2 separate regions of the Homo sapiens genome follow, and region 1 is linked to region 2. Evidence: chromatin contacts called from ENCODE Hi-C or POLR2A ChIA-PET data. All regions are on one chromosome and are shown on one strand. The core of a region is the stretch at or near the end of the contact, and the rest is flanking DNA. Distances in the headings are between cores, read along the strand shown.

Region 1 (5,633 bases), core at 2,740-5,239, 140 kb before region 2:
TCATGCCACTGCACTCCAGCCTGGGGGACAGAGCAAGACTCCATCTCAAAAATAAATAAATAAAACCGATGGTATGTGGCACTGCACCTTAGGTCCAAGGGTTGCAGGGAGGGTCCAGTGAGATTAGAACTATGCATCGACCTCGCCAATATGTCAGGAAGGCCGCCCTGGGCAAGCCACCATGAGGCCATGGAGAATTCCAGGCCCTCTGCTGAAAACTGGCCAGTTATTGGTTTTATTTTTTTAATTAAAAATATTTATTTATTTATTTATTTATTTATTTATTTATTTATTTATTTTGAGCAGTGTCTCTCTGTGTTGTCCAGGCTGGAGTGCAGTGGCACAATCTCAGCTCACTACAACCTCCACCTCCCAGGTTCCAGCAACCCTCCTGCCTCAGCCTTTCAAGTAGCTGGGATTACGAGCATGCGCCACCATGCCCAGCTAATTTTTTATTTTTAGTAGAGATGGGGTTTCACTGTGTTGGCTAGGCTGGTCTCGAACTCCTGACCTCAAGGGATCTGCCCACCTTGGCTTTCCTGAGTGCTGGGATTATAGGCATGAGCCACCTTGCCTGGCCCAGTTACTGATTTTATTTACCGCTTGTTTATTGCAGGTGAGGATGTAAGGTGTTTGCCAGAAAAGCTGAGGAACTACAATATCAAAACTAATCAATTCTCATTTGTTTACTCAACAAATGTATATTAGAATGGCAACTAGCTGGCAGGTACTGAGGATACAGGAAACAGGTCTGGTTAGTATAGGATCTCCACAAGGTCAAACATGAAAAGCAAGAACCAAGTTGGGTGCAGTGGCTCATGCCTGTAATTCCAGCACTCTGGGAGGATTGACTTAAGCCTAGGAGGTTGAGGCTGCAGTGAGGTATGATTACACCACTGCACTTCAGCCTGGATGATATAGGGAGACTCTGTCTAAAAAAAAAAAAAAAAAAAAATTCCAGGCCGGGTGTGGTGGCTCACGCGTGTAATCCCAGCACTTTGGGAAGCCGAGGCAGGTGGATCACGAGGTCAGGAGATCGAGACCATCCTGGCTAACTGAAGGGGTGGGTTGCCCCTCCACACCTGTGGGTGTTTCTCGTAAGGTGGAACGAGAGACTTGGAAAAGAAAAAGACACAGAGACAAAGTATAGAGAAAGAAATAAGGGGACCCGGGGAACCAGCGTTCAGCATATGGAGGATCCCGCCAGCCTCTGAGTTCCCTTAGTATTTATTGATCATTCGTGGGTGTTTCTCCGAGAGGGGGATGTGTCAGGGTCACAAGACAATTGTGGGGAGAGGGTCAGCAGACAAACACGTGAACAAAGGTCTATGCATCATAGACAAGGTAAAGGATTAAGTGCTGTGCTTTTAGATATGCATACACATAAACATCTCAATGCTTTACAAAGCAGTATTGCTGCCCGCAGGTCCCACCTCCAGCCCTAAGGCGGTTTTTCCCTATCTCAGTAGATGGAACGTACAATCGGGTTTTATACCGAGACATTCCATTGCCCAGGGAGGGGCAGGAGACAGATGCCTTCCTCTTGTCTCAACTGCAAGAGGCATGCCTTCCTCTTATATTAATCCTCCTCAGCACAGACCCTTTACGGGTGTCGGGCTGGGGGCAGTCAGGTCTTTCCCTTCCCACAAGGCCATATTTCAGACTATCACATGGGGAGAAACCTTGGACAATACCTGGCTTTCCTAGGCAGAGGTCCCTGCGGCCTTCCGCAGTGTTTGTGTCCCTGGGTACTTGAGATTAGGGAGTGGTGATGACTCTTAAGGAGCATGCTGCCTTCAAGCATCTGTTTAACAAAGCACATCTTGCACCGCCCTTAATCCATTTAACCCTGAGTTTGACACAGCACATGTTTCAGAGAGCACGGGGTTGGGGGTAAGGTCACAGAATCTCAAGGCAGAAGAATTTTTCTTAGTACATAACAAAATGGAGTCTCCCATGTCTACTTCTTTCTACACAGACACAGTAACAATCTGATCTCTCTTGCTTTTCCCCACACTAACACGGTGAAACCCCGTCTCCACTAAAAATACAAAAATTATCCGGGCGTGGTGGCAGGAGCCTGTAGTCCCAGCTACTTGGGAGGCTGAGGCAGGAGAATGGCATGAGCCTGGGAGGCGGAGCTTGCAGCGACAGAGCGAGACTCCGTCTCAAAAAACAAACAAACAAAATTCCTGTCAAGAATCTGATGAACAGTTATTTTATTTTATTTTTTATTTATTTATTTTTTTTGAGACGAAGTCTCGCTCTTCTCCCCAGGCTGGAGTGCAATGGCGCGATCTCGGCTCACTGCAACCTCCACCTCCTGGGTTCAAGCGATTCTCCTGCCTCAGCCTCCCAAGTAGCTGGGATTACAGGCGCCTGCCACCACACCGGGCTAATTTTTGTATTTTTAGTAGAGACGAAGTTTCACCATGTTGGCCAGGCTACTCTCGAACTCCTTACCTCAGGTGATCCACCTGCCTCGGCCTCCCAAAGTGCTGGGATTACAGGCATGAGCCAACGTGCCCGGCTGATGAACAGTTATTTAAAAATATTTGAGCAAAGAATAAAAAAGGGCTGAGCGCGGTGGCTCGCACCTGTAATCCCAACACTTTGGCAGGCCAAGGCGGGTGGATCACTTGAGGTCAGGAGTTCGAGACCAGCCTGGGTAACATGGAGAAACGCTGTCTTTACTAAAATTACAAAAATTAGCTGGGCGTGGTGCTGCACACCTGTAGTCCCAGCTACTCGGGAGGCTGAGGTGGGAGGATCACTTGAGCCTGGTAGTTTGAGGCTGCAGCGAGGTATGATTGTGCTACTGCACTCTAGCCTGGGCAACTGGAGTGACACCCTGTCTCAAAAAAATAAAAAACAGAAAAGTAAAAAAGGCAGAACTGTTCAGCTTCATTGCTCAGTTCACCAGGAGAAACATTTTTTTTTTAAAGTGGTTTCAAGAGGATTTCCTCATGGAAGAAGCATTTCAATAAGGGGACCGTTGAACAACAGAACTAATGATTTTTTTTTAACGTTAATATTTATTTTGAGATGGAGTCTCGCTCAGTCGCCCAGGCTGGAGTGCAATGGCGTGATATCGGCTCACTGCAACCTCCGCCTGCTGGGTTCAAGCGATTCTCCTGCCTCAGCCTACCCAGTAGCTGGGATTACAGGCGCCCGCCATCATGCCCGGCTAATTGTTGTATTTTTAGTAGAGACAGGGTTTCACCATGTTGGTCAGGCTGGTCTCGAACTCCTGACCTTGTGATCCGCCCACCTCGGCCTCCCAAAGTGCTGGGATTACAGGTGTGAGCCACCACGCCCTGCCATATTATTATTATTTGAAACAGGAAGTTTCTCCTAGGGCTGTTTTATGGATGGCTCTTCCTGAGGATATCAAAGCCGCATTTTCCCCAGGACAGAATGGGATGAGGGCATGGCAGGGAAGAGAGGAGCTTAGCCTGGGAATCTGACTGGGTAAGGGGTGGGAGAACTAAAAGGGGAAAAGCAAAAACAAAACTCTTGAGAAACACGTCCTGGGGACTCCTTGGCTCTCGCTGTCACTGTGTGGTCCCAGCCAGTTCACTGGAGAACCGGAGTCTCGTGGCTGCTTTGGCTGAAAGTCAGGGGATCATCTTTCTCTGGCTCCCTTTTGCAGAGGGTAAGGAAAGGAAGCGATGGCGGCCTTGGCGCCCGCCCTGCGCCCAGGGACACAGACCGGAATCCCTCGAGACGCTCAGCGGGGACTGCCAGGGGGGTCCTGCGTTCTGCAGCTTGGCAACCGCTTCCTCCGGGTTCTGCAGCCCGGGGCAGCGGCGGGGGTTGCGTCCTGCGGCAGCTGCAGGGCTCCGTCCCGCCCGCTGTCCCCGCGACTCGGTACTGCTGTCCCGGGCGGAGTGGACTGGGGAGGGCCCAGCCTCCGCGCCCCGCCCCTGGCCCGGCGGGACCCGGCTCGGCGCGCCCTCGGCAGAAAGCCCTCCTCCCGGGCCAAGGTAGAGGAAGTTGGGCTCCCGCCTGGCTGGGAGGCGGGAGGGATCCCGCTCCTGTTGTTTTCCGCCGGCAGGAGTAGGCTGGCGGGCGCAGGGGGCGGGGTGCGCCCTCCCTCCCCGGCCAGGGCGCTCGGGAGCGGGGACCCGAGCCTGCAGCCGAGCTCCGCTGCCGGCCCTGGACACTCGGCTCAGCCAAGCATCCTTCCTGGGGGCCGAGGAAGTGGGGCCACTCTGCCGTTCCGAGGACCTGGGAGGAGCCCTCGGTACCCCGGGCCCCGGGGCCCTGGGGCACACACGTCCAGCCCAGCCCGAGCCTGCGTTTCCTGAGCCGGGATCTGGGGCGAGATGGCCGCAGGCGGCAGTGCGCCCGAGCCCCGCGTCCTCGTCTGCCTCGGGGCGCTCCTGGCCGGCTGGGTCGCCGTAGGTAAGGGGCCGCGATCTGGAGGGAAAAGTTGAGTTTTCCCAGTCAGCGGTGGGGAGGGGACAGCGAGAGACCCAATTCCCTCCGACTCCGCCCGGATCCGTGGTGGCCCCAGCCTAGAAGCTGCCCCAGGAGGGTCTTGGTTTCCTGCTCGCAGCTCGGCCGTCTTTGCAGGAAGGAGTTTTCCCGGGCGCCCGGTGCGGGGCGAGATACCCCCAGCCTCCTGGGGTGGGCAGCCGGTGAGGCTGCAGAGGAGCCGAGCCGAGCCGACGTGCGGGGGCAAAGTAAAGAGGCACGTGTGCCGGGAAAGTGATTTTTTTTTTTAAGCGTCGGATGTAAATTCGCGTTCTGGTTTTAGTAGTAACTGATACGCTGGTGCTCAAACTCGAGACTCCCACTTTATTTTTCTCCTCCCTCTGCCCAAGGTTGAACTCGCCTTACACCTGTAACCGGTGGACTTCCCTACACACCTTTGCAAGTCTTCCTGTGCCGACCAGCGCCTTCAAAGCGGGGTCTTCCGCCTTTACTTTTGGAAAAGCTTTTTATTTTGAAATACTTGGCTGACTTACAAAAGACTTCCCCTCACACTTGACATGATTGACAAAAGGTCTGAAATGCTTCATCTATGGTCTGCTTTGCTACGAAAAAAGAATTGGAGGGGTGCTTACAAAAATATGTAGAATGTAAAAAGATTGAACTATTTATATATATTTGAATTTAATTCACCAGCATGCCTACTGTGCATGCCTACTGTGTGCTGGGAGTGTGACAAGCTGGGAGGAGGCTGGGGTGCAGGGAGAGGAGATGGAGCCAGGAGGTGGTGAAGTTTGCCAGGATGCAGGCAGAGCGCTACTTTTTGTGTTCCCGGGTCTGCTCCACCCAACGGGTCTCCTCTTGCACGTTTCTGGAGATGGGTTGTAAAGTATGCTGGAGCTTCTTAGCAGCAAGTGCCAAGAGTTCCTAATTATTAGGCTCATACAATTTTATTTTGCTTTTTTTTTTTTAACCAACCATTTAAAAACAATAACATCTCTAGATTTCCAGTTTATCTGGAAAAATCTGAAGGTCTGGCAACACGGGGCCTGCTTTCCCAGTTGGAATTGGGCAGTGGTCATCCTCTTATCTAGGGCATATGAGCCCAAATTTGTTCCACCTCTCCCTGTTGTAATATTTGCCCCGCCACCTTCAGTCATGGGTGTTACCTGCTGGCCCTGCAGGCATTTGGCTGA
Region 2 (5,224 bases), core at 1,442-3,941:
AAGGTTCCTAGCTGGAACCCTGGAAAGGCACAGCATTAGAGGTAGGGAACAGAGTGAAGTGGTGTCTTATCAAAACTATAACCTGGTCTCCACCCAGCTCAGCCCCTGATTGGATTAAGATAATTGATCTGTATGCCATTTGTCTTGCAGAGAAAGGGTGCGTCCTCTCCAGAGTTAGATATTATCACCTGGAGACTGTACATTTTTTCAACGTCTGACATTCAATAAGAATTACAAGGCCTGCCAAGAGACAGGACCATATCACTGAAAATAAAGGGAAAAATAGTCAATAGAAAGAGACCCACAGGTGATCAAGCTTTTGGAGTTAGACAAATGCTTTAAAATAACCATAATTAACATGTTTAAGAAAAATGAAAAGTTGGAGAAAATAGATGAAAAGAGATAATTTTACCAGAGAATCGGATTTCATAAACTTCATCGTCCAAAAGATTGAGAACATAGAGAACTTACTTCACCTGCTCATTGACAGATGTTGAAAATACTGACTCAGTTCTGTATAGCTATAAATCCCATGGCTTACAGTATTGTTTTTCTTTCTTTGTGTTTTTTTTTTTTTTTTTTTTTTGAGACAGAGTTTTGCTCTTGTTGCTCAGGCTGGAGTGCAATGGCACAATCTCAGCTCACTGCAACCTCCGCCTCCTGGGTTCAAGCGATTTTCCTGCCTGGGAGTAGCTGGAATTACAGGCGCCTGCCACCATGCCAGGCTAATTATTTGTATTTTTAGTAGGGACAGGGTTTCACCATGTTGGCCAGGCAGTCTCAAACTCCTGAGCTCAGGCTATTCACCCGCTTCAGCCTCCCAAATTGCTGGGATTACAGGTGGGAGCCACCACACCGGGTCAGCTGGCAGTCTTAAAAAAAAAAAAAAGTGTGTTGAGGGAGAGCATCAGGAAAAATAGCTAATGCATGCTGGGCTTAATACCTAGGTGATGGGTTGATAGGTGCAGCAAACCATCATGGCACACGTTTACCTATGTAACAAACCTGCACATCCTGCACATTTACCCCAGAACTTAAAAATAAAGGTTGTCATTCAACGTGGCCACCACTGGCTCCTGTTCGCTCTGCTTTTCAAGTGGCTTCATTTAAGAGTGACATATTATACCATGTGTTCTGAGTATCACGTCTTACTCAGTCCTCAGCACAGGGCTCTGTTCACCTAAAGAAAGAGGTGCCTTTTGCTAATCATTCTAAATACATCTGTTGGGCAATGTGTGTTGGGAATACTATTAGATAAGGTGGTTAGGGAGATGAGGCCTCTCTGAGATGATATTTGAGTTAACAGTGACAAGAAGAAACCCACCAGGAGAGGATTAGGGTGAAGCATGTTCTGAGCACTGTGGACATAGAGTACAAAGATTTAATCAAGAGTCAGCAAACTTTTCTGTAAAGTGCCAGACAGTAAATCTTTCAGGTGTTGTGAACCACCGGTCTCAGCTGCAGCTACTCAACTCTGCTTTACAACGCAGGAGTAACCACAGACAATAAACAGATGGGTGGTGGTACTCCAATAAAACTTTACTTGTGGACACTGAGATGTGAATTTCACATAACTTTCACGTGTCACAAAATGTTATTTTCATTTTTTTCCAACCATTTTATTTACATTTTTAATTTTTGAATTTTTAGTAGCGACAGGGTCTTGCTATGTTGTTGCCCAGGTTGGTCCCAAACTCCTGGCCTCAAGCGAGCCTCCTGACTGCCTCCCAAAGTTCTGGGGATTACAGGCATGAGCCACCTCACCAGGCTTCCAAAAATTTCAAAAGGTAAAAACCATCTTAACTGTGGAGCCATCGTTTGCTGATATAACGTCAGTTAGGTATGCTGGGGTCAGGCCACACAGACACTTGTAGGACATGGGAATACTCAGAATAAGGCAAAGGCCCTTTTCCTCGCCAAATGGAAAGCCATCAGGGCGGGCCAGGCTACCAAGTCTAGGAGGCAGCTTCCTGAAATTCACGGAAGATCATCAGGTTCGCTTTATTTTTTCCCCAGTAACAAGAAAGGACAAACGAACAAAAAAGGCACACACACACAAACACACACCCAAAGGACAAACGAACAAAAAAGGCAAACACACACACACACACACACCACCCCCGAGCTAAAGACAGACGGGATGTGCCCAGGTTCACGCCGACGCCTCTCCGGCGCGCACCGAGGGTTTTAAAGTTGGGCGCACACCTGCTCCCAGCCGGAGCGCACCTGCTGAGCAGCACTCCGGCCCGGTCTCGCGAGAGCGGTGCAGGAGTAGTGGCCCCCACCCGCTCCCCGCCACCAAATCCCTCTCCCCGCCCCCTCGCCCAGCCTCCAGGCTCGGGCACACTCCCGGCCTCCCCCGCCGCCCCCGGGAGCAGGCTGGGCCCGATGCGCGCGCTGTCTCCGCGCCCCCGCCCGCCGATCGCTCGCTTGCTCGCTCGCACGCACTCCCGGTAGTAATTTCACTTTGCCACGCGAGCTCCGCAGCCCCTAGAAATCCCGCCCCCCGGCCAGGTGCGCGAGTCTGCGCGCTCCTCCTCCGCCTCCTCCGACGGGTCCCTGGCGCGCCGGGGCCGGGGCCCGGCTGGGGCGGCTGCGCGCACGGCGCCTCTCCACCAACCCGCTCCCCTGCAGGTCCCTCGCTTGGTCTCCATCCCTCTCCGGCGCTCCCTCGCTCCCCCCCGCCCTTTGATTGACAGGCAAGATGTCGGTGTGGAGCGAGGCAGGAGCGATTGCAGCAACCGTCACCCCCGGAGCCCGGCGGCGGCAGCAGCAGCAGCAGCAGCAGCGCGGGGAGGAGACAGCAGCCAGCCGCAGTAGCCGCCGCAGCCGCGGGAGCAATGCAGACAGCACCTTGAGAACGCGCTAAAGCACTCCAAACCGTGGACCATGCCGTGTCCCTGCAACTGGGAGGGGGGAAAACCAGATTTTTTTTGACATAAAAGCAAGCCAGCCAAAAATATATAATTTTGTCCTTCAAGGAGCCGGTGTGTAAAGAGTGAGCGCTATTTTCCTTCTCCTCCTCCTCCTCTCCCTCCTCCTCCTCTCCCTCCTCCTCTCTCTCCTCCTTCTCCTCTTCTTTTTCCTCCTCCTCCTCCTCCCTAAGTGTACAGACAGCATCACATCACCTGGTTTGCTTCTGAGAAACAGCATCTCTCCTTTTCAGGGACCAGAGACTCAGAGAGAGAGGAGACATTCTAATGGAGTCCGCTTGATATCCCAAAATAAAATAATAAATTTTGGCTCTTGTCCCCTCCTCCCACTCCCACCCCCTCAACCCTGTGTGAGATGTTGGATTTCTTCTTCATGAGACATTGTTGAGAAGTCGCAGTGGTTGGAGAGGCGGAGGGTAGACTACCTCTACTCCCCCCCCTCTTTTTTCTCTCTGGGAGGAGGAGGAGGGGAAGGGGGTTGCAGAGCAAGCGATGGATGAGGAAAACATGACGAAAAGCGAGGAGCAGCAGCCTCTGAGTTTGCAAAAAGCCTTACAGCAGTGCGAACTGGTCCAAAACATGATAGACTTGAGCATCTCCAACCTGGAAGGGCTTAGGACCAAATGTGCTACCTCCAACGACCTCACACAAAAAGAAATCCGGACCCTGGAGGTAGGTGTTGCCTACGGGAAAAAAAAAAAAAAAAAAAAAAAAAAAAGCAATCCTTCTTTCCCCCTCCTTTCTCCCCACGGTCCCCTTTCCCTCTGATTCTGTTTATTGGGGGCTGGGGGTGGTGGTGTGGGCAAGCAAGGTGGGCACGGTTTGCTTTTCTGTGATTTCTCTCCTTGCAAAGCCTGCATTGGATATCCTTTTACTGTGCTGCTGTCGTCTGCGCTTGGCTGGGTGGTGGTAGTAGTAGTAGTAATTGTTATTCTTTATTTATTATTATTGTTGCGGCTGTTACCGTTGTCATTCGCTTCCTCGCTGAGGAGGGAGTTCTCTCTTTTTTCCGCTTGTGGATTTGTTTATATGCCACGGGGGCTTGTGTGCCGGGTAATACATTAAGGAGCTGCAGAGAACCCACGTGACCTTGCGCATTCTGCAGGTGGTCAAAAGGTGGTTTTTGCTCACAGAATGGGGCCGCCTGTCAGTGTAGACCTCTTCTTCTCTTGGCCTTCTTCCCCTCCCTCCTTTTGCTCCTTAGATTTTTTGTTTTAAATCAGTGATATACATGTCAGGAGGCAAGATGCATGAAAAAAAAAATTCCTATGGAACTACCCATTTCCAATCCAATCGTTTTGATGCAGTGAGCTGTTGCAGGCCTAAAACGTACAAAAGGGAAAAAAAAATATGCCTCAATCAGCACACATAGGTGGTGTGGGAGAATACTCCTGAATCTCAGTGGGACTGTGAGGAAAGAGGAAAGGGGTCGGGGAGGAGGAGTTATCTTTGGCTTCTTGTGACATTCTCTCCGGCAGAACTTGAGGGGGAGTTTGAAACAGTTTTTTGGGGGAGTGGGATGGGATGAAGGGTGGTTGCAAAGTTACTCAGAAAGAAGATGGCAGAAATTATTTTTTTCTGAAGGCCATTTGGTCAAAGGAGGAAGGTTTAAAGAGGCTTAGGAAATGCCAAATGCCTGGTGTCCACGAGATCACTGGACATCTGCATTGTTCAAAATGTTTGAAGGGTTCAGCTCACTTCCTTCTCCCAAACCAACCCAGCTATACGCATGGGTTGATTAAATTTGGGAACTTCCATTAGCTGGCATCCGCCGAGGGTGGGGGCAGTGGGGCTGAGAGAACAGGGGTTCCCTCTGTGGTGGAGTGGGCATGAGCAGTACTGAGACGTTCATCTTGGTCCTGGCACATGAGTTCCCAAGGCCTGAACTCGTCAGTCCGTAGTGAATCTTGTGGCCCTCCTGCCCCTGTTGTAGCCTGGATGGGTGCTTTTCTCGGATTCGCTTTGGGTATTTCTTTTTTTTCCGTGATTTTTAAATTTGGCTGGATGTCAACATGCAGGAGGTCATCCCTTTGAAAGAAGAGAGAGAGAGAGAGGGAGGGAGAAAGAGAGGGAGGGAGAGAGAGAAAGAGAGAGACAGCATGTGTGTGTGTGTGTGTGTGTGTGCGTGCGCGTGTGAGAGAGAGAGAGAGAGAACATGCTGTTTGCTACCCTAGGATGCATGTCTGTGTGCACCTGTCATCTGGAAATGTGATCCTCAGAGATGAAATAAGATCAATGTCAAGGTGTATCGGGAGAGTGGGAATTGTGTTGGGAGGCACAGGTATTGCCTT

The links. A loop is a pair of places that touch in the nucleus more often than their neighbours do. ChIA-PET counts read pairs that join two places held with the same protein, here RNA polymerase II (POLR2A). Pooled maps may share reads with other maps.
Region 1: a pooled map shows a loop between it and region 2 (3-fold over the local background). The contact joins the promoter of VSIG10 here to the promoter of KSR2 in region 2. A Hi-C loop is called at or near these places in 3 of 50 pooled maps. POLR2A ChIA-PET finds 5 or more read pairs at or near these places in 3 of 52 experiments (H1, WTC11 and activated CD4-positive, alpha-beta T cell).

The regions. Positions count from the first base shown.
Region 1 is chr12:118,102,367-118,107,999 of GRCh38, reverse strand. VSIG10 (V-set and immunoglobulin domain containing 10) reads left to right here and starts at 3,989. Exons shown (of 9, transcript NM_019086.6): 1 at 3,989-4,407. The coding sequence starts at 4,329. LOC124903029 (a long non-coding RNA gene) reads left to right here and starts at 4,418. Exons shown (of 2, transcript XR_007063478.1): 1 at 4,418-5,011. RefSeq lists an enhancer at 1,539-2,254 and a silencer at 3,896-4,145.
Region 2 is chr12:117,966,457-117,971,680 of GRCh38, reverse strand. KSR2 (kinase suppressor of ras 2) reads left to right here and starts at 2,691. Exons shown (of 20, transcript NM_173598.6): 1 at 2,691-3,605. The coding sequence starts at 3,426. RefSeq lists silencers at 2,289-2,398, 2,409-2,678.